2 separate regions of the Homo sapiens genome follow, and region 2 is linked to region 1. A link is a loop called in an ENCODE intact Hi-C map of the cell type or tissue named here. Cell type or tissue: K562. All regions are shown on one strand. Links, peaks and the distances in the headings refer to the core of each region. The heading gives the core; the rest is flanking DNA. Region 1 holds the start of LOC124906026 (a long non-coding RNA gene). Region 2 overlaps TACR1 (tachykinin receptor 1).

Region 1 (15,670 bases), core at 2,764-10,763:
TAGCACCTATTTTCTATAAATGTTATGAAGACTTAATAAGCCAATGTAATAGAATATTCAGAATGGTGTCTGAAACATACCAAGGCCAAAGTAAATATTAGCTAACATTACGATTTGTATATGAAGTTAATACCTAAAAAGATAAAACATAGTGAGCCTAACTTGACACACAATGGTTAGAAAACTCATTTACAATGTTGTGTAAATTTACACAGTTTAGAAAGCTTTCCATTCAAAATAATTAAAACAGTTTTATTGCTCAAAACAGCACCCTGAAGTATTTGGGAAAACCCAGTTCTCCAAACCATGTGGGGGCTCAGAAAGACCAAGGTTTGACCCTTCAGGCTGCCTCCAGTGGGGATCTCTCAGGAGAGCTGGTGGCTTAAGGATAACTAATTTTTTTTTTAGACAGGGTCTCCCTCTGTCAGCTAGGCTGGATAGCTCACTACAGCCTCAAGCTCCCTGGCTCAAGTGATCCTCCCACCTCAGCATCCTGAGTAGCTGGGACTACCAGCATGTGCCACCACAGTGGACAGTTTATTTTTAGTTTTCATGGAGACAAGTTCTCACAATGTTGCCCAGGTTGGTCTTTAAATCCTGGGCTCAAGCCTCCCAAAGTGCTGGGATTGCAGACATGAGCCACTGCGCCCAGCTCATAATCTTATTTAACACAAGATAAAAACACATACACACAAGTCCTCTTTACTGCTTGTACAAAGTCATTTTAAAAGTGAACTTTCTGTCTTATTAGCAAATAGCCCAGAGCAGGGGCAGGAAGAAGAAACCTGTGGTGTGGACTCCAGGCTTGATGTTCACATCTGCCCTTCCTGTGAGGACCACTATGTCTCTACACTGTTCTTTGCTGCACAAAACATTTGTTTAATCCTTACAGCTACTCCTGGAATGGGCGCATTTATGCCCTTTTTAATGATGAGGCCAGTGAGATTTATAGAGGGGTGAGGATGTGTCCAATGCCACACATCAAAGTGTTGGGTCATTCATTTATTCAATGTGTCAAGTAGACCTGGGGACAAGGAGCTGAATAACTCCCTCAAAAGGGCTCATACTCTGCTACGAGGAAACCATCACAATACCCTATAGTGGTTGCTGGAGTGTAGGGGTTGTCAGTGGGCTGGGGGAATGCTCGCAAATAACATTTTAGTTGGGCAAGAAAGGTCCCCAGAAATGGAGCAATTGTGCTAAGTCTTGAAATAGAAGAGGCACTTTGAAAGGTGATAAAAGTGAGGAATTTAGGCCTCCAGACTCAAATTGTAATATATGTAAAGGTGACCCATGACTCACTAACTAAAATATATATATTTAATCTTAAATTACTACTTTTTCACATATAATTTGCTTATTATTAAAAATTTTGAAGAGTACAGAATAAAGAAAAACAAACATTTTGGTGTGCGTATTTCAGCCCTTTTTTTCTGTACAGAAAGTCATGTGTGGCCGCGTACGGTGGTTCATACGTGTAATCCCAGCACCTTAGGAGGCTGAGGCAAGAGGATCTCTGGAGCTCAGGAGTTTGAGACCAGCCTGGGCAACATGGTGAAACCCTGTCTCTACAAAAAAAAAAAAAAATTACCCAGGTGTGATGACATGCACACCTGTCCCAGCTACTCAAGAGGCTGAGGTGGGAGGATCGCTTAAGTCCAGGAAGTTGAGGCTGCAGTGAGCCATCATGGTACCACTGAACTCCATTCTGAGTAACAGAGGGAGATCTTGTCTCAAATAAATAAAAAGTCATGTGTATGTAACTTAAGAGGCTATCATGAACATTCTCCTATGTCAGTAACCATGCACCTTCGACACCATTGTTAATATTTGCCCAGTGTTAAATCATGTGGTTGCACCACACTTCATTTGGCTGAGGCCCTATTGCTGGACATTTAGGCCAGAGAATGAACAACTCTGAAGCTATGCCAAGCTGCACTGGAGAATGTGGCGAGTAGAGGCAGCTGGGGACAAATCAGGTATAATTATTTGTGACCCACTTCTGCCTTTCTTATAAGCCATTTGCTTTAGATTTAGCTGCAATTTTGAAAGCTAATCTGGGTGTTTTGCAAGAAAAAAAGATAAGCAGAAGTACCTTCTGGAGCCTGGCAAGGTAGGGATTGGTTGTGTGCAGTGAAATCTCAGAGCTTGCTGAAGTGGCCTCTAGGAGCAGGCGGAGATAGGAAAATGCCAGGGAAACATCATCTCCCTGAGGGCGAGTTCGTCATGCTATGTGGGTAGATTGTGAAATGCAATATAACCTTGAAGGAAACCATAGAATATTTACATCGAAGATGAAATTTATATTCACAAAAGTGTGGTGTGTTTACATCTTAATACAACTTCGAAAAGTTCTCTGTGTTCCAACATAAACATGAATATTTTCAAAAGTTGCAGTGGTATGACCTTGAAATCAACATACCTTGGCTGCTTCTTGCCTGTCTTCCTCCTTTCTCCACCCTCTTCCAATTTTCTGAGTGCCACTTTGTGCCATGTGCTTTGCAGGCATGAAGGATACATAGGGTAAACATGAAGGCATTCCCTCAAGGACCTTATTTATAGGTCCTTGGAAGCAGTCGGCTGTAGAAACAAATCCATAAATACATGTGTAAGTGCAATGTACAAAGGTCTTAGAGGATCATAACTTCACTTAGGGACATCAGAAAAGTTCACAGAGTAGTTGACATTTGAGCTGAGCTTTACCAGGGAACAAGTGAGAAATGCTTGTGCAAAGGCACCGACAAGAAATAGTGAGCACTATGTCCACAGACAGAAGTATAGGGCGCCTAGAGTCTCAGGGGTAGACTGGAGGTGGAGCTGAGGCTGGAGACAGCAGGGCCTTCTACTACCTGGAGAGGGTCTTAGATTTTCTCCTATACACAATGAGGAGCCACCAAAGGATTCCTTGTGGAGAAGTCGTGATCTTTCTCTGTCCCTTGTCTTCAAGCATCCTCTACCCTAAAATGGCCTTCCCAAACCCACTCTCATTTTCATCTGGTTAACTGATTCATCCTTTGCATTTCAGCTCAGATGTCACCCCCTCCGAGAATCTTTATTTATCTGCCCCCCCCCCCCCCCCCCCCGCAGGCCCTTCCCAGCACCACATAGATCCCTAATCCCTTACCACACTGCACTGGAACTATTGGTATAGCTTATGGGTGTCTTTGGGCTGTGATTGTCCAGTTTGATTTTTTCCGCCCCAGTTCCCAGCACAGAGCATGTCCTGGAAAGACCATGTTTGCTTTCAGATCCCCGCAGCTTCTCTGCTCTGCGTCACAGAGGCTCACCCTTGCAAGCTACATTTCCCAGGATCACTTGCAGGTTGGCTTCCTGCTGGGTTTGGCCAATGGGAGGTGCTGGTGGGAGGAAGGGAAAGGTCAGAGTATTTCTCTCCCCTTTGCTCTGCTTCGAGAGGCACCACTGACAATGACGGCATCTCCTCTAAGGCTCCAGCTCCTACTGGACAACCCCTGTCTCCAAGGCTCAAGCTCCTGCCAAGTGGCCACTGCTTCCAGCTCTGACAACACCATCTTCCTCCTTTTGTCCCTTTAGCATTGGGGATGTTAATGGGCTTCTGCTGTTGCCAATTCTGGCCTCATTGTCTCCTGCTTGGCTTTTCAGCTCTCCCTACACCATTGTAACTAGTTCTTTGTATTCAGTTTCCTCTGTTGAACTCCCTGGCATGGCCCCTGCATCTCGACTAGACATTGATACACGTAGTGCCCAACAGATAGGATTGCTCAGTCAATGCATATTGAGTGAATGCTTAGGAAGGACACTCCTTGGAATGGGGAGCCAGATGGGTGAGGGGAGCAGATTTGATATAGGGAGAACATTTGGGAGCTACTGTATTTGTTAAAGTGGTGAGGTCTGAGCTGAGGCAGAAGCAGCAGAAACTAAGAGGAAGGGAGGGAATCCAAGGATGCTGATGATGTGAGGGGTAAGAGACAGAGGCAGCAGCTATGACAGCTCTCAGGGTTCTGGCTTGGGCCCTTGGGTGTAAGAGTGTGACCATTCACTAGGACATGGAACACAGGAGCAGAAGAGCCTTTGTAGGTCTGGAGGAGCTTCAGAAAGGCACTTCATTCTCTCCCCTTCTCCGCGGCCTCATCTCTAAACTGCAAGTCATGCCTCAGCTGTGCAGGGTAGGACCCCGTCCCACTGTGCTGAGTTAGAAATGCGAGGGCTACGGTTGATAACTGAAGAAATGTGAACAGTTGAGAAGTAGAACAATTGATAGAGAAGATTTAATAATGGAATGTGTTCTGTTAAGTGAATATACCCCAAGCCAGAGACACCCTTTGTAGTTCTGACACCACTAATCGGCATTCATAAGTCATTGCCCACCCTGGGTAGAAGATCCGGTCTCCCTCACCTGTAACATGAAGATAATGGCAGGGTCCCAACTCTGTGCAGGGACAGGATGAGAGGTGGGAGGGAAGACGGACTTCAGATGATGGTGATTACTGATTGATCTGTCCCAGCAGCAGTAGGGAGGATGAAGGAGCTAAGTCAGAGAGGAATGGATGCTAGAGAGGCTACAGAGGCAGGGCAGGCTGTGAGCAGAGGGGAGACATGAGGCACTGGAGAGGGGCTGGTACCACGAAGATGGTTGGAGGATGGTGGTGGGAGATGGTTGGAGGATGGTGGTGGGAGATGGTTGGAGGATGGTGATGGGAGATGGTTGGAGGGTGATGGTGGGACATGATGGAGGATGGTGGTTGGAGATTATTGGAGGGTGGTAGTGGGAGATGGTTGGAGGATGGTGGTGGGAGATGGTTGAAGGATGGTGGTGGGAGATGGTTGGAGGGTGATGGTGGGAGATGGTTGGAGGGTGATGGTGGGAGATGATGGAGGATGGTGGTGGGAAATGGTTGGAGGATGGTGGTGGGAGATGGTTGGAGGGTGATGGTGGGAGATGGTTGGAGGGTGATGGTGGGAGATGATGGAGGATGGTGGTGGGAGATGGTTGGAGGATGGTGGTGGGAGATGGTGGGAGATGGTTGGAGGGTGATGGTGGGAGATGATGGAGGATGGTGGTGGGAGATGGTTGGAGGATGGTGGTAGGAGATGGTTGGAGGATGGTGGTGGGGGATGGTTGGAGGGTGATGGTGGGAGATGATGGAGGATGGTGGTGGGAGATGGTTGGAGGATGGTGGTGGGAGATGACTGGAGGATGGTGGTGGGAGATGGTTGGAGGATGGTGGTGGGAGATGGTTGGAGGACGGTGGTGGTAAAGTAGGGGATCTATCTTCTCCTTCTCCTCTTCTGTCCTTCAAAGCCTCAGCACAGACAAAATTCCAGATAAAGATTTGTTGTACATACCACAACCTGAATGTTGAACAAACGCAAGTGTGTCCTAATCAAAACCCATCTTTAGTTTTGGCCTCCTACTGTCCTTTCAAAATGTATTTGCCCTGGACTCTTGGCTTTTCTGCTCACAATCAGGTTGTAACAATATTGCAGTTACTTAGTTGCAAATAGTCTATAAAAGACTAGTTTGTGTAATAGTAAGAACTCAGAACCTGGCTGAACCTGTAATTCCAGCACTCTGGGAGGTCAACGTGGGAGGATTGCTTGAGTCCAGGAGTTTGAGACCAGCCTGGGCAAGATGATGAAACCCCTTTCTGCAAAGTAATAATAATTTAGTCAGGCGCAGTGGCATGCACTTGTAGTGCTAGCTACTGGAGAGGCTGACGTGGAAGAATCCTTTGAGCCCAAGAGTTCAAGGCTTTAGTGAGCTATGATTACACCACTCGGTGACAGAACAGGACCCTGTCTCTTAATTGGGAACCTAAATTACCATTCAGTCTCGTCCCCTCCTTCCAGCTGGAGAGAAGGCATGGAAAACCCTGCTTTCTGAGAAGACACAATGGTCAGCTTATCTCGTTCTCAGCTCATGTTCCCCAAACTTGCTAAAGAAGGTTGGCAATGAGGCTGGAGGCAAGGTCATTAGGGAACAAGGGCAGGGTCTCTTGCAGTGGGGACCTGTGTCTGATGGAGCCTGCTTGCAAGGCCGATATCTGAAGCTGGCTTCTTCTCCAGTGGTGCATTCCTGGGCTCTTTAGAGGCTCCCTGCCGGTGCCTCTGACCACAGCTCTGTGATGTGGGCAGTGCGTTCAGCCTTCTGGATGTCTTCTTCCTCTACTCCTAAACCCCTGATTCAATGATGGCCCATTCAGCACTGAATCTCACTGTTGGGGGCCCCTCAACTCCCCAGGCTGTGCTCTTAGGCAGGTCTTGCAACTGCACCATCTGGCTTTCCCACCTCTTCGTGGTCTGGGAAACACACACCCCTGTTCTGAAGAATTCTGGGAGTGCAGCCCAGTTCCAGAGAAGTATTGTCTATCCCGTTGCACAGACTCTCTCAGTCATCTCAATGTGAGTCAGACACGCATTTTCTGTGTCCCCAGCCTGTGGGAACACAGTGCAAGGCCGCTTACTGCTCCCAAGGAAGCCCCCTCACTAGGCTTGAGTGAAGGAGGCATTCCCTCCACACTCCTCCAAAGGGAAGTGGGGACTTGGCAACAGTGCACTCCAAAGAACCTCTCACAGCTCCCCTCCCTTCCCTCCTCTATGGATGCTTATACAGATCCTTCTATGTTCTCAAGTAGGGGACAGTGTTCAAGTATTGTTTAAGCTGTTCCTGGAAATTTTTTTGTGAATTGTACATATTTTGAGCCGTCTCACACTCGAACATACCTGTGCCTTGGTGGAGGCAGGGAAAGTCCTGTCTAACAGATCTGCAGTGGGAATGAAAACCCTAACAGGGTTCCCGATGGCAATTCAGAAAGTCTCAATTCACTCACTCCTTTCCTCGTTCACTCATTTGCTCACACGACACTTGTTCTTTGAATCAGGAGCCTGGAAACATCCCAGGGCCTGGACATCCCTAATGTTCAAGCAGTCTTTATTTCATTCTATTTGAATTGTCTTTAAGTCATCAATTTTTAGCGTGGGGCTACTACTGCCTGGGACTAAATTCAGCTGCTCCACACACTTGGAGTGAAAATGTGAGCAAATCTCTCTCATTTTTCCAAATTGCATAGCAAGTAGTGATCAGAAAACCAGCATCTCCTCGAGACTCACCTGTCTTAGAAGGTCCAGGTGTGTGTGAGAACCGGGATGCGCTGTCTGCCGCTGCCCGGCGCCGCCACACGGTGGCGCCGTTGGACGGTCCCACAGTCTTCCACAAAGCGGCTTTTGTCCGTATCCCCGCACAGCCGCCGAGGTTCTCTAGGGAGGATGACCCCATTCCCTCAGTGGTAACCTCAGCCAGGGGTGACCCCCCACTTGAGCTCACGAGGTTGCAGCTCAGCTGAGTTCTGCCGCCAGTTTTCTTTCACAGCCGCCTTCCAGGTGCCAGCTCGTCCCAGGAGCCCCAGGGCAGCGCAGGCTCCCATGAATCCCAGGGATCCTTTGTTTTCAACTCAAAACACAAAGGGTCCTGTTACCCCCTCCCCTTCCTGGACAACAGAGCTACTTGCTATCCATCTAGACGTCTGAGAAAAATACCGTCAGTGACCTCTTAGGGGATCCCAGGGTGCTCGACCTCCTCCCCGCCCCTTCTCCTCTCCCCCAGGTTAGCACCCCTCATGGAAGCCAGGCTGGTTTTCCCTCTGGTCTACAAGCCAAAGAAGCTGGCGCTATTCTTACCAGGAAAGGGGACTACAGATTTAATTTTTAAATCTTTTGCAAGCACCCCTCTTGTAAGTCACTTGCCTTAGAGAGAGTAACAATGTGTCTAACATGCTTTGAAATCTAGAACAGTCGGTAGCCCTGACCTTCAGAGTAGACCTCTGGGAGCACATTTGAAAGCCGTGTAGGAGGCTGACCTTTCTGACTGTTAAGGAAGTGACTTTGGATTCCAAGAGCTTGTTCATGCATGACAATTAGTTTTTAAAGCTTCTAAGAGCAAAGGGTAAACTCCATGGAGATGCAGAGTGGAGAACCCAGTGTTTTTGCATCAGAGATGGAAGTCACAGAGAGTCCCAGCTGTCATGACAGGCACTAAGCCACATCCCTCCTTCGCTGAGTAGCAGCCAGTCACTGAAGGGAGCAGAGGGTTCTTAGGGTGAGACAATCCAGCTCACAATCAGATAACATGATCTGCCGTCCTTGGACATAAGCTATATGCAAAGCATTTTGAGGAGCACTTTATATCTGTTATTTCTAATCCTCATGACCACACCATTTGGAAAATATTATTATACCTATTTTACACACGAGGAAAACGTGGCTCAGAGAGGTTAAGTAACTAGTCCAATGTCACACAGCTAGTTATTAGCCGAGCTGGGATTCAAGATCTTGAGACTCTAAAACTCATTCTCTTCTCACAATTAAATGTTGCCTCTGAGAATGGTGTCCATGTTGGAAGAGGAAGGCAAAGAGAAGGTAGTTGGGAATGGATCTCACCAGATAGGAGATTTCCTTGTGAGATTTCAAGTTTCGACAAATGATAACTTTGAATATGTCAGTCATGAAAATGGATCTGACGTGCAGCCCCTGGGGAAAGAGAATCAGTGGGTAGGAGCAAAGGGCACAGAGTAAACCTGACCATATGTTTTCCTTGGCAGTGGGTGGGTTTCTTGTTCATCTGGCTGTCCTCGTGACATTTCCGTGCCTTCATCCTCTCACGCTGATCCCCCTGCAGAAAGTCTGACAAGCCACCTTTTCTGGACAAGGCTTTCTTCCCCTGATGCCTCCCAGCAAACACACACATGGGGTTAGGCACTCTCTCCTCAGCATTCCCATTGTTCTTGCCCATGCATCAGTACAGCAGGTATTATTCTAGGTACAGTCATTGTTTGTGTAGGCCTGGGGCTGCCACACCTGGAGGGGAATCTTTTACCCAAGACGAGAGCAGATGCCAGGAATCATCAGAGTTCCACTCATTCAAGAACAAGGAGATCTGAAGGGAATCTGCAGAACCCCACAACCAAAGAGGGCTATGGTCATGGGTGAAGCAGGGACCATGAATAGGAACTTGGACTGGTCGATGGGAGCAATACTAACAAGTTAGGCCTGAAAGGGCAGCATCTAGCATGGCGCCAGCACATAGATGGTCCTCAGGAAGTGAGTGATAAATCGGGGAGGAATGGATGGTACATGATGAACAGTCTTTATTAAGCCGAATCTCAGGCTGTATTTGTTACAGGCAGTTACCGCAGTCTGGGTTGAAGTCATAATTCTCTCAAGAACTTTGCATGCTCCTGGAACTTCCCACTATATTTCTCAACTGATTTCCCCATGAGTTTGACTAAGGATGTGGACCACTTGAGTTGGTAAACCACACTGACCATCCCCGCCACACTACAAGCAGCAGCAGCTCCCTATCCAGGCTCCTGTTTGCAGAGCTGGAAATGGCCGAGCTCTGCATGGTGGTTCAGCATGACTCAACCTCCTTGTTTGGGGGCCAGCCCCCACTCCTGGCCATGAATCTAACTGAGCCTAAAACCCCCTTGTTTTTCTAAGTGGGTGTTGGGAATTTCCTTGGTTAAGCCTCCAGGTCTTCCCTCCTTCCGGATTTAATGAGCTCATTTATTTTACTTTTTCACTTAGCAGGTTTTAGGGCCAGTTAATGAATGGTGGGGTTCTCTTTAAGAGCCAAGTTGGGCCGGGGCTCAGGGCACTTTTCTTGCCATTTCCCACTCTCAAGTCCCCTGTGTCTCTAGAAGTCTCTCCACAATGCTGGCAACTGCTCTTCCCACTGCAATCCCCATATATCGAACTTTCTGGAACACAAGGACAGGGAGACCTCCAAATATTTTTGTGGTTGTTGTTTTGTAGTTTGTTCTGCTTTGTTTTGTTTTTCCCCTCCACACATTTTTCTGGGATGGCTGTTTCAATATGAGCTTGTGCTTTCTAAAAAGAAGGAGGTGTGGATGCCTCAGGAAAAGAGATCCATTTTTAAATGCAGGGCCTCCACTCTGAGTTCTGTCTGAAGTATTTGGTAGATTTTTGGGGTGGAGCAAGCTGGTTGTGAATTCCAGGGAGACTTGCCAGATGCTGTTTAAACCTCCTTTGTGTGAAGTTGGCTGTAAAGAGCCGCCAGGAGGGCGCACTAGTGGAAAGGAACTTGGAAGCCAACCTTTAGCCCAGAAAGAATGAGAAAGAATCCAGGGTCCACATGGCAAGAATGCATGCCTGCAGCAACTCAATGACTGACTCAGTTCCTAGAAGCTCCTCTTGGTAACGCCCTCTCTTCTGCTAGGTTGAATCACATACTGGAGAAAGCTTAGTCCAAAGAGTCTCCTGTACCTTTGTCCATCTATCCACCCATCCAGTAAATAAAGATTGAGCATTTACTGTGGGTCAGACACTGAGCTAGGCACTAGGGCATCAGGAGGAACAACTGGCCACAGTCCTAATGAATGCCCACAGGTCAGAAGAGTCAGGATTCCTGTGTGGTGGGAATGACAGACAGTGGGGGAGGCACTAGAGGATAAGTCATAGAAACCTCAGCATGTCACGCTTGGATAGCTTGCAGAGCAGTTGCTAACTGCTTGTTTACTGCTGAAGCACCAAAGCTTGGATACGATGCTCCCAACTGGCAAGGCAGAGCCCACGGCTTGCTTCTGCCTGGGGACCAGGCTGTGGGTGGCAATGGGAGCCTGAGTTTCTCTGCTAAACCTTCATACCAGGCAAGAGTCTGGGGCCAGTATTATTAACCAAAAACACATTTTGAAGCTTGTTGTGATCTGACTCCCTACGTGACCCCAGCAAAAAACAGAGAGAAGGGCTCAGGTGGGGGAAGGCAGCCCACCTTCATCTGCATTGGGTTGCTGTGTGTATTGGCTCCCTAGAGCTGCTGCAACAAAGTACTACAGACTGTGTGGCTTAAACAACAGAAATTTATTTTCTCACAGTTCTGGAGGCTAGAAGTCCAAGATCAAGGTAGCAGTAGGGTTGGTTCCTTTTCAGCGCTATGCAAGAGAAGCTGTTCCCTGCTTCTCCCTTAGCTTCTGGTGGTTTGTTGGCAATCTTTGGCATTCTTTGGCTTTTAGAAGTGTCACCCTAATCTCTGCCTGCATCTTCATATGGTGTTCCCCCTGTGTGGATGTCTCCATGTTCAAATTTCACCTTTATATAAGAATACCAGTCATATTGGTTAACCACACCCCACCACGACTTTATCTTAACTAATTCAATCTGAAATGACTCTATCTCCAAATAAGATCATATTCTGCAGCACTGGGAGTTAGATTTCAATGTATGAATTTTAGGGGTATACAATTCAACCCATAGCACCATGATTCTGACGTTATCCTTCTCCTCCAGCCATCAGCAGTACCTATGAGGAGGAGGTCAGGGCTGAGTCCATCTCAAGGAGGATCAGGAGTGGTGTCCTAGGGAGAACCAAAGGGTAGTCTACAAGCAGGGAAACAACTACTAGAAGGAGAGTTTGGGCTAGAGAGGAGTCTGGCACATGGATGTCTCATAAGCAGCTGCAGAAACGTAGAAGAGCAGTTATCAGGGTGCACAGATTTGGTCCTCTACCCCATTGTGCTTGGAGATAGCAGGAGCCTAAAGGAGAAGAAAGCCCCAAGCGGGCAGCTATTTTTAGCCTGGGACAGAGTTGTCAGAGGATGGCAGGGGGCAGAAAGGCCCCTGGGATCTGGGTGAGAAGACCCTGGGACTTTGAAGAAAGGGGAGAATAGCTATCAAGGTCCAGAGCTCCGGAGGACTTTTGAGTCGTTTAGTGTGCAGGAATGAGAATGTGAGACTGTGAGCGAGGGCACCTGGGGTGACTCTGCTTGCATGAATGACTGGGTGTTCATTCATAGCCATCCAGGGTTAGCTAAGACTCTTAGCCACTTCCTCTTTGAAACACAAGATTAATTTAATTAAAAAGCATAATTGTGGTGGGATATTGTCATATAGCCTTGTAGACTTTGGCAGATAATTCTGAAAAAGAAAATAGGGTACATTTGCCTTACCAAATATTGACATTTAAGATAAAGTGATTTTCATCAAAATAATATGTTTTGGCACATGAACAAGTGGTCCACTGGAACAGGCTAGAATCCAGGAATGGGTACCGTATGTTTGCAAAATTAGTATTTGATAAAGACAACATTTCAATTCAGCAGGAAAGTTAGGATTGATTCAAGAAATAGTGCTGACCTAATTGGCTCTTCATCTGGGGAAAAAAAGTGAGATGGGTTTTGGTTAAAGATATAAATGTAAATAAGTAAACACAAAGGATTTGAAGAAAATCTAGTGGAAAGTTTCTATAACTTTGGCATAGAGGGCATAAATTTAATGGTAGCAAGAATCCCAAAATCCAACAAGGAGAAAACAAATGACATATTTTCTCACTTTTTTTTCAAATTACAAGAACAAAACATTATAAGCAAAGTCAAAAGACAAGCTATAGTCTCAGACAAACATTTGCAGCATATATGAAAGGATATGATCCTTAACTTACCCAAAGCTCATAAAAATTGGTAATGAAATGGCCAAAAGCAACAGGAAAAAATATGAACAAGCAATTCACAAAAGAGGAAATAAAGATTTAGATGGGATAGAGAAGTTAGAGAAAATAAAATTTAGTTCTTTATTCCACATATTGGGCAAAAATTAAAAAGACCAGAAACATCCTATGAATGAGCACTTTTATATCTTGCCAGTGGGAATGTGAAGTACTCAAGTCTCCAGGGAAAAATAATCTAGCAATGCCTGTTAAAGCTCAAAATGCACACCCATTAAATCAGGAACCCTATTGCGGGCAGTCATTCCAGTAGATATAAAGTCATCAGTACCCAAGAATATGTTGACAAGGGTGTTTACAGTAGCATTGTTCACTGTGGCAAAATATTGGGCAATGCACAATTATTCACCAATAATAAAATGGCCAAATAAGCATGGTAATTCCATGCTGTGGGCTATCCTGTAGTTATCACAAAGAAAAATGAATGAGTTAGATCTATGAGCATATTCACATGAGCCAGCTGCAGTGGTGGGTGCTTGTGATCCCACTCACTTGGGTAGCTGAAGTGGTAGGATTGCTTGAGTCCAAGAATTCAAGATCAACCTGGGAAAAATTGCAAGATCCTATTAAAAAAATGTACACACACACACACACACACACACACACACACACACACACACATATTCTCAACATGTGAATCTATATGTTATATATTACATATATATGTTTATGCATGGAGAGACATGCTAGTCTTATATTAAATGAAAAAAGCAAGTTATGAGAAAATGTGTATACTATGACTCAATCGTTATAAAAATGTTGAACAAGCAAAACAAAACTCAACACACATGTCTGTTCTGTGTTTGCATGTATTTATACCAATTTGGATAAGCACAGTTTAACGGTGTAAGTTGCCTCAGGACATAGAAATAAGAAGTGATTTTAAACTTCCTGTTTCTCTATGTTTGGCTGTTTTGCCTATTACAAGCATTTTTTTTTTTTTAATTAAAAGCTATTGGATACAGGCAATTTAAAAGGGAAAAAAAGGACAAAGTACTTGAAACACTCCTATGACTCACTGGGCCCTCAGGATAAAGTCTGCTCTCTTTAGCTGACTTACAAGGCCCTTGGAATCTGGTCCGTGCGGCACCAGCCGTTCCCTTGTTCTGCCGTTTCCCTCTGTTCTCCAGCTGTACAGGACCAGGAGCATTCTTGACACAAGGCTGCCCTCTTATACACCTTAACCTCATCCACCTTGGGAATCTCTGAGGCTCAGCAAGGTACTCCCTACCTATTCCTATAGCAGCTTGTACCTATCTCCTTGGTGGTATTGTTGGCTTCCTTGTGATCACCTGTTTACTTTAGTCTTATTCCAAATTAGACTGTATGTTCCAGGAGGGCAGGCGTAGTGTTCCTCATGGTGTTCCCAAAGACATGTTTAGGTAATTGTAGGTGCTAAATGCAACAAATATTTGTTGAATGAATAAATGAAAGAGGAAAGAAATGAATGCCAAACATTAGAGATGCAAAAAAAGAAACCCCACAGTCTATTCCCTTAAAATTGTGTAGGGCAGCAGCAAGCATGTAAACAGCCTAGTTACAGTATAAGAAGATAATTACTGTCATAGAACAGAGGGAATATAACCTACCCAAAATAGCCTGGGGAAAGTCTGGAAGCAGTCACCACTGAGAAAGCACTTAATCAAAGACCTGAAGGATGAATAGATATTTACCAGGAAAATAAGAGGATAGAGTGATGTTTCTGGCATAACGACCAGCTCCTGCAAGAGCAAAGAGAACGTATTCTGAAAATCTCAAGAAATTTAGTCTTGCTTGAGAATAAAGTTCAAGGTTGAGGAAAGGAGTATATGAAGGATAATAAATGGAAGCAATCATACTGAAACCAAATCATTCAAGTAGGGTCCTGCAGGTAATGCCCATGGGTTTAGAATTTATATTGAAGGTAGACACAGGGAACTATTGAAAAAAGACTTAAGCAACGGTGTGACATGAAGGGCTTTGGATCACACTGACAAAATAAAGATGGGTTAGGGTGGGGATAGGAGATGATGTCAGATAAAGGGAAATTGGCCAGGGGCACAAAAGAAAGGAGTTTTCTACAATCTCCTGATGAAGTTATCAGTCTGAACCAGGGCAGAGACAGAAGTGAGCTCAATCAAGGAAAGATTAGCGAAGTACAAAGGAGATCAAGTTGACATGACTGGGTGCTTGATGGGCTGTGGTGGGATGGAGAATAAAAATGACCCTTACATTTCTGATTTGGCAACTCATTTCATTTATTATAAGAAACACTGGAAAAGAAGGCACTTTGAGAAAAATAAAAATGAACTCAGCTTCGGCCACTCATTTCATAGGGCTGACATAGCAAGGTTACACTAACTATGTGGCTGAAACAAAATAAATCTTCTCTTTTCTCACAGTTCTGGAGGCTGGAAGTTCAAAATATAGGCGCCAGCAGGGCCGTAATCCCTCTGAAACCTGACGGGGAGAAGCCTTCCTTCCCGGCCTCCTCCCTGGCTTCTGGCAGTGGCCGACAGTCCTTGGTGTTCTTGGCTTGCAGCTGCATCACCCCAGCTTCTGCCTCTGTCATCACACAGCCTCTCTGTGCATCTCTGTGCATTTTTGCAAAATGTCATATGACATTTTCTTCTTCTTATAAGGATACCGGGCATGTATTGGATTAGGAACCACCCTAATGACTTCTTGATTACATCTGCAAAGACCCTATTTTCAAATGAGGTCACATTTACAGGTACAGGTTAGGCTCCAACACATCTTTTGGGGAGGGGGTACCAATTCAACACCTAATAACAGTTTAAAGTTCGAGTTTGAAGGGACATGGGACCTTTGGGGGAAGATGTCCAGGAGGCCTTGGATAGATGGGGGAGAGGGCTCAAGGGACAGGTCTGGTCTGCATAGCTTTAGGATCTACAAGCAAGGAGACACAGCATGGGGTACTCACAGCAAGTAGGTGAGTGACCTGAGAAGAGAAGCCTTGAGGAAGGTTGTGGTTAAGAATCCCACACAGGGAGTGACTGTGAAGGAAGGACCAGAGCATGTGTGTCTGCCAAGAACCCTGTGTGCATGGCTGTCACTGAGCCAGCCTGTGTCCCTCCTTTCCTGAGAGCTGACCTTTGCCCCTTAGAACCCCAGACGCTGTGTTTTCTGGTTCTTCCACATGTGAATTCCTCCCTTAATATTTGACACTGCTTCTCT
Region 2 (15,670 bases), core at 2,985-10,984, 540 kb after region 1:
AGGTAGGCCTGGCAGCACTAATACACGCCCGTTATACAATTTTTTGTTAATTATTATACAGTCTTGTTTTGTTTACTAATTTACATCGTGTTTCTATATTCAAAGTGATTTCCCCCAGGGCAGGCCTGGCTCTTCTTTTGTATTCCTCCTAGCACCTCTGGTGTGGTGAATTGAGAGGCTGATGCATTGATTGGCATGCCCATTTTTCTCTCGAGCAGTCTGCCATAGGGCCTGGAATTATAGCAATTTCCCAGTTGGTTTTGTAAAAATAATCCTTCCCTCACTCTTCCTGACTCATTCATCCATTCTCATTCTGTCTTTTCTATTTCCTTATCTAATTTCTACCCACGGCTTCCTTCCTTCCAATTATCCCCATCCCAGGTGGAGATGGTTTAAGAAGTATTTCTTTTGTATGTGCTAATCTATCAGCTAATAGGGTAATAACTGAGTAATAATTACATCAACAACAATAATATTTGGGTGCATTTTTTAACTTTCCTAAGTATTTTCACACCAGTTATTTCTATATATCCTCACAACAGGCCTGGGAAGTAGGCAATGGATCTGCTAACCCTGCCTGGAAATAGGAAAGGATAAAAGACTTATTTAAGCTCATGAGATTGGTGAATAGAAGAGCTTGAATGAAGGCTCTGATCTTCTGTCCTCTGTAGTTAGGTGATTTCCCCCTAAACCAAGTGATGGCTCTAGACATCAGGTTCCTAAGCCAGTTAATAATGCTCTTATATAATGGGCAATTCAATATGTTTCCAAAGTTCTGATCTAGGAAGACTATAAAATCTAACTATAACTGACCCAATGGGACAGTGATTGTGGGAATAAAAAATCCAGATAAATAGCTATTTTTGAGCATACCAATGGCGATAGATGCTCAAGTGAAGAGATGATGGTTGTGTGTGTATGCCTGCATGTGTGTGTGCATGTGTGTTGTCATGCATGTGCTTTGTGTGAGTTCTGCCTCTTGAAGAGCCAACCTTTTTCCAGGACGGAGTGACTGAGCACTGCATTTCTCTTCCTCAGCACATTTCAAAGGGACGTTTAGCATTCACCCCTTTGAAATGTGCATTATACTCTTTTAAATATTTACACCAACTTAATTAGAAAGTTCTAGTTGCATTTAGATTTCTAATTTCAGTAACAATTAACCTTATCTCAATCTTACTATCTCGAAGTATAAGTAATAGATATATAATAACCTTTTGCAAGATTGGAGGGTAACTGCTTCTAGTGCTATGATCTGTGGACAGAACAACTTAATTATTTCAAAATTAGTTTCTGCCAAACTTCTCTGTACCTTGTGATGCAGCAACCTGCCCAGAGTGACACAGCTGCTGAGGCAGTATGGTGGTTTCTCCACCTGCAGTCTTTCTTTCTTCCCCAGATAACTCCAAAGACCAACATGGGATCAATACTCCAGAACATTGTTACGACTGGTTTAACCCCCTGCAGAGCAATCTCTCAGAGGATGAATGGAAATGACTCATTCCAGAGTGAGACCAAAAAAAAAAAAAAAAAAAAAGGCATTAGGTTTAGATGCACAGTTTGGACTTTTCCTGAGATGTAAATGAATCCAGTTTGAACACAGAGGGTGAAGTGGGGGAACCTTCAAGAGAAAGAATAAATATGGAACAAGTGAAATCAAGGAGGCAGAAAATCACAAGGTATTTTTGGCAACAAATTGTCCATGGTGCCTGGAGATAGCACTGGGTACCACTGGTGTAGGGTTACATTAGGAGGGAAATCAAGAAAGACAGACTGGGCATGGTGGGGCTACCAGTGGACAGCAGGGAGGACACCACAGGCAGCAGCACTGGCCCAAGTGCCAAATTTAACACTTTAACCAGTAGAAAGTAACTGGGTTTGGGGAATAGAAATCTGGCACGAATGGGGAAGATGGGTTGGAAGGGAGAAAGACTACACACAGAGAGACATGCTCAGGAAACTTATTATAGTAGCTCATTCAAAATGATAGCAACCCTACAGCAGCGGCCATGTGTTGGACAGGAAGGGAAGTATATGAAAGAGAGAGTGAAAAGCTGTCACATGGAAGAGGCATGGGACTTACTTTGGGTTGCTCCAGAGAGCAAAATTAGGACAAATGAATGGAAGGGATGTGAAGGTATATCATGTGGCTTCTATATAAAGGCAACTTCAGGAATAATTACTCCTGGAAATTAATGGTATAGGCTGCCTGGTGAGGTGGTGAGCTCCCCAGCACTGGTAGGACCTCAAGCACAGACAGGATTTTGATGTTTCGATGTGTTTGCCAGAGTGTATGTTTACTTTACCTGAACTTGAGAATATTTTGTCATATTTTTCCCTTAAAATACTGAGACTCTTCAGGATTTGTGACTAGATGGAGAGTGAGTAGGAAAAGGGGGTCTAAAGCAACGAAAGCTCTCTTCACCCAGAACCTACAAAAGATGGATCATGGTGCTCAGCATTTTGCATACAGAATGATTATCAGAAAAGGAATAAATAAACCTGGAATATCCATCGTTTGAAAACCACTTAGAATTACTATTTGCTCTTCTGATGCAAAGAAAATTCTTGGTTTCCCTGAATACACTCCTACAAGGGCACAGTTTCGTGTTTGTTCTACCCCCATGATGTTGGAAATGGCACAAATGATGTGACTGGAGTAGGTTCAGGTGGAACATGGGAGAGCAAACAAAGATGCCATTGGATATATTGGCTAGAAGAAGAGTATCTTAATACAAAGAAAAAAATAATAAAATAGAGACAAGGTAGAGACTAATAGAAATTAAACTCTTATTATTTTAAATAATTTTAAGTTTTTATCTAGCTCCTACCATGAGGCAGGTACTGTGCTAGGCTCTTTAAATGAATCATCTCATTTGATCCTCACAACCTCCTGTGAGGAGGGCTATAATCTCTTCTCTACAGATACATAAGTTGAGATTCAGAGAGTTTAGAAATCACTCAAGGTCATGCAACTTAAAAAAAAAAAACATGCAAAACTCCAAGTTCAAAAGAGACAAGAGCCCAAATAGAATCTGAATGGGGGCACTGAACTAGGCTCATAATTCAGCTAAGTATTGTAGTCAAAATCGTCACACTTCACAGCTCTTTCAGGTAAGCTCTGTGCCACTGTTCTAGACCTCCATGATGGTAGTAGAGACCTACCTCGGTGATCTGGGGAACACCCCCTCACTCTTGATTTGAAACACCGTCCTGCTGCAGTAATAGCAGTTACGCCAGTAGAGAAGTGGTTAATTCAATCTCAGGAGTCCTAGGTTAAAATGCAGATTCTCCAGAAGAGGTAATGCAATAGATATGAATGAGCTTTCCAACTTGAGCTCACTGATTTAAGTTTGATTATGGGAAGAAAATGAGATGAACACAGAGCTTGGACTGACTAAAATTGGGAAATTGGAGGAGAAAGGAAAGAGGAAAAGATCATTAATGGGTTATGTTCCTGGGGGCCTTCCCTTATACCTCTTATCTGGGGATGGGTACAGCTCCATACTCCCAAGGATGCCCCTAAATTCTCAGTAGATTTGAAGTACAAGACAGGAGGGCTGGTCTGTGTTGTTCATCACTGTTACCCCAGCATCTCAGGCCTGATCCACAGTAAACACCAAAAAAATTCAATAAATGGACACAGGAATTAATGAATGCAGACACTGACCTGTTACCTGCAGGCTTCTGCCTCAGGATAGCCTGCTAAGCATCATTTACCAGGATGTTTGTGTATTGTGTTGTTCCCACATCAATTATCAGATACTTGTGGATTTTACCAACAACCTCTCCTCTCAGCTTCTTCTGGAAGAGTCTACCTTACAGGAATGAAAATTCACAGTAGGTCCATCTAACTTCTTACTGGAGGTGTCCTACCCACTGGAGAAGGTGGTTATAGTACAAACAGTGCAGTCCTTAGTTTTAAAAGACCTGAGTTCAAATCACCACTGTCCAAAGTATTCTCTCTCTGAACCTCTGTTCTCATCAGTAAAATTAAAATAATAGGCCGGGTGCGGTGGCTCACGCCTGTAATCCCAGCACTTTGGGAGGCCAAGGTGGGTGGGTCACCTGAGGTCAGGAATTCGAGACCAGCCTGACCAACATGGAGAAACCCCATCTCTACTAAAAATACAAAATTAGCCAGGCATGGTGGCACATGCCTGTAATCCAAGCTACTCAGGAGGCTGAAGCAGGAGATTCGCTTGAACCCAGAAGGCAGAAGTTACGGTGAGCCAAGATCGAGCCATTGCACTCCAGCCTGGGCAACAAGAGCGAAACTCTGTCTCAAATGATAATAATAATAATAGATGTGTGGTGAAAATTACATGAAATTACCTGTGTAAAGCGGAAGCTAGTAGGCACCTGGTAAATTTTAGCTCACTTCCCCCTTCCTACTGAATAAAAAAGTCAATTAACAAAAGAGATATCCTACCAAAACTTAGAGTTCTCAGGCCTTACCGAAGATGCGAAGGCCTCAGAAGTTAGAACACAATCCCATCACTTCAGAAATGAGGAAGAGATGTAGAGACAAGCAGCACCTTGGCTAACGTTGCCCCAGTGATTGTCAGGTCCAGAAAACCAGCACCAGGCTCCTGACTCCTGGTCTCGGGCTCCATGTTACCAAACTAGCATTTCCCAGTTCATCTTTTTATGCTGCGTTTGAAATTACCATTTAGGGAAGCTGTACTCCAAGCTTTCACAGATGGCCCCTTCCATGTTTCCAAGCATGCATGTCCTGTTAGTGTCAGCCCGCCAGTGGAATCAGTCTATACTGACTTCCTCTCTCACCTCCTAATTGACTCTGAGAGACAAACCAAACATGTAGCTCCAAGAAGCTGGGTCTATGAGTTTTCACTCTGTTGGCCCTTGAGCTGACAAAAAGGTTTATAAGCTTCTGTGTGTGCAAAGCTGCCTGCAATCAGTAAGGGGGATTTGAGAGTGGCGTTTTCAGGAAAGACAACAGGTGATGGATTCTCCTGGGACATGCTGAGTAAACAGCGCCAGCTGCCACTGGTCTCAGAAGCATCCATCATGTGACAAGGCTTTTTCCAGGCACTGACTGGCATGGGAGTATGGTTATTTCATGGAGTCCTCACCCATCTGGTCCAATTCCCTCTTTTCAGGTGCAAGAAACTAAGGTCTAACAGAAGGAAGAGACTTGCTTAAAGTCCAGTAGAAAATAAGAAAGGACAGAATAAGCAGCAAAGGCAGATCAAAGCACAAACCTGCCATTCATATGCTGTGTTTAAATCTCCCACTATGGTTGTGAATTTGTCCAATTCTTCTATTAATTCTGTTGGGATTTGCTTTATACACACTGAAGACATGTTATGTAGATTCAAACAAGTTATAGCTTTATGGTGATTTTGTAAAAACTATGAATTCCTAATGTTGGACATTAAGATTATATATTCCTATTTTTGCTTTAACGTCATTTGTCTGATGTTAACATATTTACTTCTAGCTTAAAATATCTTCTTCTGTCCTTTTACTTTTAATCTGAGTCTTTACATTTCACATATGTCTCTAACAAACAGCAATTAGCTGAATTTGTTCTTGTTGTTATTGTTGCTGTTTAAACACATTCTTATCATCCCTGTCCTTTAACTGATGAATTTAGTTTTTACATTTATTGTGAACATTGACATATTTTGATTTATTCTGCCTTATTTTCCTAAAATAGTTATCATATATTTTTATTTTTACAAATGAATGTATATAGCATATATGTAAGTATGGGACATAATAATAATTTGAAACAAGTAATCCTAACACCCATCTTGTGAACTAAAGCATTATTAGGTCATAGAATCCCTCTCTTCATATGATTCCTGAGGCCCAAGTACAAGAGCTTCTCTCCGACATATGTTTTAAAGTGAAATTCATTTGGGTTTGCACATGTTCAACTTTGTAAGATAATTGTTTTCCAAAGTAGGTGCACGAATTTACACACCCACCAGCAGTAAATAAGAGTTCCTGTTGTAGCATGTCCATACCAACACCTGGTATTGTCAGACTTTTTATTTCTTCCCTAGCTAGTAAATGTAAAATGCTATCCTATTGTGGTCTTAATCTGTATATCCCTGAGGAAAGAGACAGTTAAGCAGGAGGGAATAATCAGCTGTGTAGAATGCCGCTTCTCAGCTTTAATGGTTTAATGGGTCACTCTTCTTAAAGCTGCCTGCATTTTAACATGGGACAATTCCTGGACTCAAAAGAATAGATCTTAAATAGTGGATGATAAGCCCTGTCACATGCCAGTGAGGGAAAATGACAGCAGGTTCTCAGTGCTTCCACATCTAAAGTGACCAACCATCCTGGTTTTCCTGGAACTGAGGGGTTTCCCTAGATGTGGGGCTTTTAGTTTTGAAACTGGGAAAACCCCAGGTAAATCAAGACCAGCTGGTTACCAACCCACGCTACACACATAGATGTTCCCTGACCCTGTTAGTACTAAAATGCTTTATTCCATGCACAGAGCCTAATCCTCATGCACACACACAACCCAAACACAACTGCCTTCTCCATGGCAGAAGGCAGCCTATAGACTATGATCTGAAGCCACCTTCTTGCCTGGAAGAAAAAAAAAATCCCTGCCTTCAGGGGCCATTCCTTAATGGCTAAGGTGAGTGAAAGAGTTTTCTCACTTTAAAAGAAAAATCTGGGTCATATTACTTTTTATTATAGTGTATTCCTCACTAGCTGCTCTTCTTAAAGTTTCTATTTCCCCAGTCTGGGGAAATGTGACATCTTAACAAGACATTTCAAAGCTGACACAACAAGCTCTAGGGCCAATCTTCCTGGGAGAATGAGCCACATGCTGTAGGGCCATGTTATACGGACATGAAATCTGAGCTCTGCATTCCCTACAAGACCCAGGGGCTCCAGATAGATGCCTATGTCTAAAAGCAGGTTTAACAGAGCTCTTGCTAGAGGCTGAAGTTTCAGGGAATTAAAGTGACAGGAATCCCTGTTGTCAATTTCTCTCCTTTGCAACAAGTCACAACTACACAGCCAACACTTGCCACTTGCCTCAGTTTCTCACCCTGCTAATGAGCTTGATGCTCCTGGTGAGTAGAGCTGGCATCCAGGAGCACAGGTTACAGCTTGCCCCGCTTGTGAAAATATTTTGATTTTTCATTTCCATTTCGTAAATAGTATTACATAACAAGTATTTTTTAAAAATAAGTAGAAACATAAATTCTGGTATGTATGCTTTATCTCAGGCATAACCATACTATATAATATCAAGATACATTTTTGATTTGGGCAATGCACAGAATGAGAGGGGTAGGTACCACCACAGTTCTATTTCAGGGGTTGAGGAGTTGCCTTCAGGTTCACAGCCCTTGAGTAGGAAAGGGCCTCACAGCTGTGCTGAGGAGAACATATTCTGTAAATGTCTAAAAGTAATGCCTCACCCTATCCAGCAGAAACAGCCCTTCTGGTGAGAAGTGGCATTCCTATGTGAGGCTATAGGAAGGAGAATCTGCCCAGGGCCTCATCACAGGCCAGAAGAGTGAGTGAGTTTCCCGGCAAATGGCAGGAGGATTTTCTTCTCTGTGCCTGGTCTCCAGACAGAGGAGCCTCCTGTCAGCTCCCACCTCCCCCCAGACCCACTGCCCCCTCCTGCCAGACCAGCCTCAGTGGGTGCCCACCCGACACCTGACACCAGCCAAGGAAATCCTGACCTTCACCTTCTCTTCCTTTATTCCCTCTTGTTTTCTTTCCCTCTTTGGCCTTGGTGCCACTTAGTTACAGGGCTCAAACCAGTTGCTGCCTTTCCTTACCTTACCAGCCAATTCCAACCTCATGTATGGTCCCCTTGCCACACACACTTACTCCCTTGAAGGGGGATGTCAGTCCAAAGAAGTTGGCTCTAAGCCCTGGTCACCAGGTAGTCACCACCTACTACTCCATTCTTCTCCTCTTAGAAATAAAGTGACTGTGTGAGAATTCCACTGAGAGTGTCCACACACAAAAGATGTGGGAGCTGTCTTTAAAATGGAGCTTCTCTGTAAAAATTAGACTGCTGGGTTTAGGAACACCTAAAGCTCCAATCAGGGTGATTGTGAGTAGGTGGAAATGAAGTCAGCTGTGCTGTAGCTCTTCTGGAAGGTGACTATAGATTCTCAGGGGTTTCCAAACACCGGGTCCCTATTCCTGTGAGTAGTGAGGTTTTCCTCTTATATAGAGAGGTTTCTATATTTAAAAATCTGACTTTTTTGCTGAGATTATTTGTTTTCTGGTGTTGAGATAGTATTTAATGAATGTGGTGATGATGACAATAGTTGTTTAGTCTAGTTTAGTTTAGTTTAGCTCAGCTTAGTTTTTTAATGTTTTTATCTGGCAGAATAAGAGACTGAAAAAAATCTACATCAATCCTCAAATTTTGTTTAAACATTTTCCATAAAACGCAGAAAACTTGGAACCATAGACCTTGAAGATTTGAGGAAAAAAGTCCTGAAGTTGGTCTCATCCTCCTAAGTCACCTCCAGGACACCAGATGTGTGCCAGGCGCTGTGCAAGGCAGCAGAGCTGGGTGCCCTCAGGGCAAGCATATCCATCCTCCTGACACTCAGATCCTCACTGTGGAGTGGAGTGCACATGCCCTTCAGGCTATCAGAGTCTGATGCCAGGAAGCCCTGGAATCAACCAAAGAACCCTCCAGGTGCCATATCTGATTGTGATCTGCGACCCTACTAATCTGGCCAATGCCAATGCCCAGTTTGGGTTAGGCTTAGGGTTAGGGTTAGGGTTAGAGTTGGGCTTTTCATGCTCTCATGGACGATCCCCAACCTCAACTTTTCTGCCCTATATTTTCCTTATATTTTCTTCCCTCTCACATCTGGGTCTCCAAGGAATGCCAGCAAAAGACGGGAAACCAGGCTAGTTGTGGCCATATTGATTATGATACTTGGCGATCTTTCAGCACTTCTCTTACTGATGCCATCAGCTGCCTTCTTGTGGCTGGTCTCAGATCGCTAATCCCGTCCTGCATCCTTGACCTGGCAGACGACTCACATCAGACTCACTGAGAAGACAGAAACTGGATCCTTTCTTTCTTTCCTTCCCTTCTCTCCCTCTGTGCCCTGGATCCCTGTTCCTGCTCCTCCTGAGCTGACCCTAACTAACTCCTACTTCACGGTGCCATTGACTCCTTGTCTTTCACCCACAAATCCACTCTGTGCTCCCCCTAGACTAAACACTGGCCTCCTGGCTGCCACTCCTCCAGTCCCTCCTTAGCACAAACAAACATCTATGCTACGCTTGCTGCAGTTATTTTTTTCATGACGTACGTACTCCTTCAGTTCCTGCTATCTGGCTTTTGTCTCCATCCCGACACTGAAATTGCTCATGAGTGACCTGATAATTGTCAAACCCAGTGGTTTGTTCTCAGTTCTCTCTTCCAGTTTGGCAAGGGCATGAGAGATAGCAAAGAGAGGGAGAGCAGGAGGGAGCATTGATGGAGCAGGCACTCTATGCCAAGCATTAATCTGGGCACTAAGTAGTAAGAATTAAGGTTGGGAATTACATTATGGAGAGTTTTAACTGTCGTGCTAAGGAGTTTGTGCTTAATTTCATAGGCAATTGGAAGCCTGGACAGGAAGGTCATTTGTATCAATGATCAGAGCAGGGTTTTAGAAAACTTAATCTGTGGTTGATAACATAGGGAGTGGAGAAGAAAGATATGTGAGGTCTCTGGTTTATAGGAGCCTGCAGAGCACTTGGAAGTAAAGCTAATGTGCACGAAATGAAGAACTGCACAAGGCATCAGTTAATGAAAATGTAAGTCGATGTTGAATACTCTGGGATATGAGAGCGGGAAGGGATTAGGAAGACCATACTGGTTCAGAGAATCTCCCAGCAGCACAAGATGGACCTTGAAGAAGGATAAGATTTGGATTGGTGCCAGAGAAGGGAGGGCATCCCAATAGCCTAAATAAGGCCAGTGAAGGCACAGCATTGGCAAGAGTTGGGCCCAGCCTAGGCTGCTTTCCTCTATAATGATTGTAATTCAGCCCCTTCCCTTTACAGTTTTAAGAGGATGACTTTAGATTTTTCCCTTACAGCAGGGATCAACACATTTTTCTAAGAGGCCAAGTAGTAGATATTTGATGCTTGGCAGGTCCTACAGTCTCTTCCACAGCTACTCCACTCAGCCACCAGAGCACGAAAACAGCCACAGACAATACTTAGTGTGAACGGGCATGACTGTGTTCCAAGGACATTTTATTTACAGATATTGACACTTGAATTTTGTAATTTTTACATGCCATAAAACAATATTCTTCTTTGTTTTTTTTTCCCTGGTCATTTAAAAATATAAAAACCATTCTTAATTTGCAAGCCATATAAAAACAGATGGCGACTTGCTTTGAACTGGGGCCATAGTTTGCGGCCCCTGCCATAGAGGACTAGGACATGGAGCCCATGGAATTGGAGGGTCTGGGTCCATGTCTGACCTCTGCCACTCACCAGATGCATGGCTATGCATAGCCTGCTTACCTGTCTGTATCTCAGCTTCCTTACCTGCAAAGTAGAGCTAAGGATATAGCAGTACATGTCTTCTCTGGTTGTTATGAGAATTAAATGAGTAAAAATTCTTGAACCCATGAAATTTACCCAGAGACACACAGGAGAAACAATGCAGAAAATAAAAGCGTGGCTAGAAGAAACTTGAGGCTTGTTGCCATGAGGCTTAGGGTCTGGTTCGAGGTCTGCTGTGTGACCTTTGGAGGCCATTTCCTTAGTTTCTTCTTATGTAAAATAGGATAATTTTACTCACTCTGAAGGATACATGTGGGAAGAAATGGCATAATCAACATGATTTCATTTAGAAAAGTTAACAAGGCTCTGTACCACCCAGCATCTAGATGGTGGTTTTTATTCTCCAATAAAAGGAACCAGGGCTCCTTAGAGTAATGGCTGATTCTATGACAGAAGCAGTGCACTTACATGAGCCTGAAGTACCTTGTATTTCCAGAAAAGAAGTGCTCAAAACACACACACACACACATACACACACACACACACACATACACACACACACATACATACAATGTTGGGGGTAGGTCAATTGAATGGGCTTCTAATGTCCAAAGTTGAAGCAATTAGAGCAAAATAAATGACATAATATTGAATTATAATGCCAAATATATAATAAATTTCATGAGTCCATACTGATATAAAGGAATGAATGAATAAATAATAAATGAGATAGAATAGACAAACCTCCCACACAGGATAATTCCAAAAATTTCATACAGATATCTGTCTTCAAGGGAGGAGCATGACTCCTCATCCTGTGAATGTGGGCAGCACATGGTGTCTTGCTTCCAAAGATTAGAGTATGGAAAGAAAGAAAAAAGAGTGTCTTCACAGTGGAGAAACCTGACAATGCTGTCTCAGCCTGGAGATCAAGCAACAGTGATAAATAATAATAATAGCATGTACCCTTGATATGATGTGATAAGAATGGCACTTCCTCCCAAAAAGCCATAACCCCATTCTAATCATGAGAAAAACATCAGACAAATTCCAGATAAGGGACTGTCCACAAAATATCTGACCAATACTCCTCAAAACAGTCAATGTTATCAAAAACAAGGAAAGTCTGAGAAACTGTCACAGCCCAAAGGGGTTTAAGGAGACATGGCAAGTAAACTTAATGTGAGATCTTGGAGCAGAAAAACAATTAGAGAAAAACTAAGGATATCTCAGTAAAGTGTGGACTTTCAGTTAATACTATGCCAATATTAGTTCATAAATTGTGACAAATGTACTACACTAATAACATGTTAGTAAAAGGGGGCACTGGCTGTGGAATAGCCACTGTGAAACTCTGTTTTATCTTTGCAACTTTTCTGTAAATCTAAATTATTCTAAAATAAAATTGTCATTTTTTAAAACTCACTATATTAATAAATAAATATATACATATATAGATATAGATATACATATACATATATATGTATATACTGTATTAGTCTGTTCTCACACTGCTAATAAAGACATACCCAAGACTGCGTAATTTATAGATGAAAGATGTTTAATGGACTTACAGTTCCACATGGCTGGGAAGTCCTCACAATCATGGCGGAAGGCAAAGGAGTGGCAAAGTCACATCTTACATGGTGGCAGACAAGAGAGCTGGTGCAGGGGAACCCCCTCTTATAAAACCATCACATCTCGTGAGACTTATTCACTTTCACGAGAACAGCACAGGAAAGACTCACCCCCATGATTCAATTACCTTCCACCAGGTACCCTCCATGACAAGTGGGAATTATGGGAGCTACAATTCAAAATGAGATTTGGGTGGGGACACAGCCAAACAGTATCATGTACATATAATTTTAAAAAGTATGTATGCCATACTGATGGCATTCCTTCCCATACAGTTTTATAATTCTTTCCATCCTGGACAACACTAATCTCTACAATGGAGAATTCTTGGGCCAGTTACTTAAACTGTCTCTCAGGGTCAAGTGGATTGCACAACTCAAGGGGGTGCTATTTACCCAATAGTCTCTGTGAGTGGTGTCCCGAGTTATGCTAAGGGAAGTCTGTAAGCACTCTGCAATGTTTGTACCTAAGTTTTACTATCTGTAACACAGAGATTGCTGTTGGGAGAACTGAATGAGGTTATATATGTAAAGAATTTAAAAGAGAGCCTGGCATATAGGAAACACTGTATCAGTGTCAGCTATTAATATGTTTATGGTGGTAGTAGTGGTAGTTATTATTATTGTTACTAGAATGCTTCCAAATCATGCCCTGGGTTTTCCCAGCTCTTTCCATCCAGCTGTGCCCTTATGATGGTTAATTTTGCGTGTCACCTGGGCAAGGCTACTTGGTAAACCCTAGTCCATATGTTGCTGTGAAGGTATCTGTAAACGCGATTAACATTTACAAAGAGTTGGCTTTAACTAAGGCAGCTTACCCTCCATGATGTGAGGGACCCTCATGCAATCAGTTGAAGGCTTTAAGGGCAAATGCTGAGATTTTCTAGAAAGAAAGGAATTCTGCCTCAAGACCACATCAACTCTTACCTGAGTTCCCAGCCTACCAGCCTGCCTTGCAAATGTTAAACTTGCCAACCCCCACAGTTGTGTAAGCCAAGTTCTTAAAATAAATAAATCTCAATAGATAGATAAATAGCTACTTAGAGACATAGACATAGATATCTCCTATTGGCTCTGTTTCTGCAGAGAACCCTGACTGATACACCCTTCCAGTCCCAGTCTTCATTATATCTTGCCCAGATGAAAGTGCAGCCTCTTACCGGGGCCCAGGCTTGCATGTCTAACCAAATCAAAGCCAGATCATATCCCACCCTGCCTAACCCCTTCAGTGACTTTACTTGGCACTTTGCAGGCCCAGCTCCTGACAGCATGGCCTAAGGACCCTAGAGGCTGTGGCCCCCACCACATCTCATGGCCCTCACCCCTCAACCCCTCCACTCAAGCCACAGAGGCATTCTGTTAGCTTCTCCAATGTGCCCAGCACATTTGGACCTTAGGGCCTCTGTGCCTGCTTTTGTCTCTGCATGGGGCACCCACCACTGCACCCTTCACGTCGCTGCTTTGAACTTCAGGTCTCTGTTAAACATTACCTTAACAGAGTCCTTTGTGTGGACACCCCTGGTACTCTCTACCACTCCCCTTGTTTGGCTCCTCTATTCACTTAGCAACATTTATGATTTTATATTTATTTGCTGATGTATCTGTTTATTATCTGTCTTCCCCACTATACTTCAAGCATCTCAAAAGCAGGGACCATGTCGTTTCTATTCACCATTATATCCTCAGCACCTAGTACAAAATAGAAGGTTCATGAAAAATTGGGTAGCTGAACCCATGGGGCCTAGCAGCAACTATGCAGCCTCCTCTTCCCATGTTCCTCGCCCATAACTGAAGATGCTACCTCAACACACGGCTGGCCCCAAACCTGAACAGGTGACTTTGCTAACAATATATATGAAGCCTTTATAAAGCCTAAATCTGCATGATTCAGCATCTAAGAACTGTGAAGTTGAGGAAGCCTGGCTTAATTAGCAAAAGTGATAAAATAGAAATTCCATTAAAAAGTGCCCCAAACAACTGTCCACCACAATACCTATCAAAAAAAAGTCCCTGTCTTAGCTAACCTCCTGCTCTCATAATCTCCCACTGCTCCCCTCGGACCCTCTCCATTCAAAACCTCCTCTCCCTCATCCAATCTGCATAGACTTTCTGTCTCAATTGCATAGATTAGCTTAGCTTTTCTTCCAGCAATAAAGACCTTTTTTTTGTAAGACGAGGAGGTTGCATAAAAGATAGTCCAGAAATTATTAGATTCTCTTTGGATGCCTTGGGGAGGTAGAAAAATCTGTCATCACTCCCACATTAAATGTTTGTCCTCTCACACACAATTCACAACAGACTTCAAATTGATTAATGTAGTATCCTTGACAATTTCTTGTGAGACACATAAATTGCATTGCCCAATTTGTTAATGGAAACTGTAGACTGGCAGTCTATGTGCCTCATGGCATAATGGTCTATTGTCTATGCTGGGAAACTTTTGGCTAAGAAAAGAAAGTAGGGTGTTTGTCTTTCCCACATATTTCAGTTAACCGAGAGTCTCTCTGGGCTCAGGGTTCAAGACAAGAACAGGCTGTGGAAATACAAGAATGAATCCAAACATGAAATGGAATCGAAGACTTGGCCGCATTCCAGTCACTCGTCTAGATGAATTTCAATCCTGGGCCTGCTTTTTTAAGCTACACAATTTTTCAATAAATTATCTGCCATTATAAAATGCTGCAGATAATTTTTGTGCTTGACGTATTTGTTCATTCTTGAAAAACTGTGGTTTCCCCGCTCTGAGTGACATTTATCCATTCTTCTTCTTAGCTCATCTGAGCAGAAAGAGAAAGAAATGCACAGGGCTGAAATGAGACAAGGACTGATCTGTTTTCTATTCCCATTTCAACCCTGAGTGACTTGAACAAGGCAATTACCTTCCTTACACCTTAATTTTTCCTGTTGAAAGGAGGTTAGCAATATCTCTCTTTTACCCAAAGTCCCAGAGGTAATGAGATGAAGTGGAATCCACTCTCCAGAAACACCTTTACAATGAAACTACTGCAGGTAGAAAATATGAAATTTCTACATCTTCTAAGCCGATAGCTATTTACATTGTATTACACTTGATAATAAATTTCCTCAGAAGAAAAGGTTCCTGGCCAGTTGTTAGTAGTGGCTGTATTAAGATTTGTCTTGTTGAGAGTACATATTTTCAGGGCACAGCAAAGAGAATGGGCACTTAGCATCAGGGCTGTGAGTCTGGATGCTTAGTCCAGACTTAGAGACATGGATGGCTATTAGTCACAGGCTATTGGGACTAAAACTGTTTTGATTATTTTAAGTGCTTTTTCAAACTCCAGAGAGAGATGAGAGGAAGTGTAAAATACCAACCAACACCCACATTTATGGTGTAACTTACGTATATCAAGAAATGTTTACTCATATCCGTTGGCACCAATTGAAGCAGTTTCTAAACAATGTCCCACCAAAAATAAGCTGATTTGGAGTGCGTGACAGAAGGATAAAGTACAAGCTTCACTTCTGCATGTATCCAATCCGTCTCCCACAACCCCCAACCCCAGCCCAGTGTTCATTCC

The links. Peaks named below come from ENCODE experiments on the same cell type or tissue, not always from the same donor. Only the 100,000 strongest peaks of a DNase experiment are listed, where the experiment ranks them.
Region 2: a loop joins it to region 1, with 3 times the contacts of the local background. A loop is called at or near these places in 13 of 110 quality-filtered maps.

What each region holds. Positions count from the first base shown.
Region 1 is chr2:75,600,761-75,616,430 of GRCh38, reverse strand. LOC124906026 (a long non-coding RNA gene) reads right to left here and starts at 7,767. Exons shown (of 3, transcript XR_007087115.1): 1 at 7,090-7,767; 2 at 2,423-2,580. In K562, for the core only: a CTCF peak has its summit at 7,156 (motif pointing right); a DNase peak (open chromatin) is centred at 7,150; H3K27me3 peaks cover 2,435 bases.
Region 2 is chr2:75,065,604-75,081,273 of GRCh38, reverse strand. All of the region lies in intron 2 of TACR1 (tachykinin receptor 1), which reads left to right. Among named protein-coding and RNA genes, the nearest start is that of MIR5000, 17 kb to the left of the region's middle. In K562, for the core only: no CTCF peak of the experiment used is centred there; no DNase peak of the experiment used is centred there.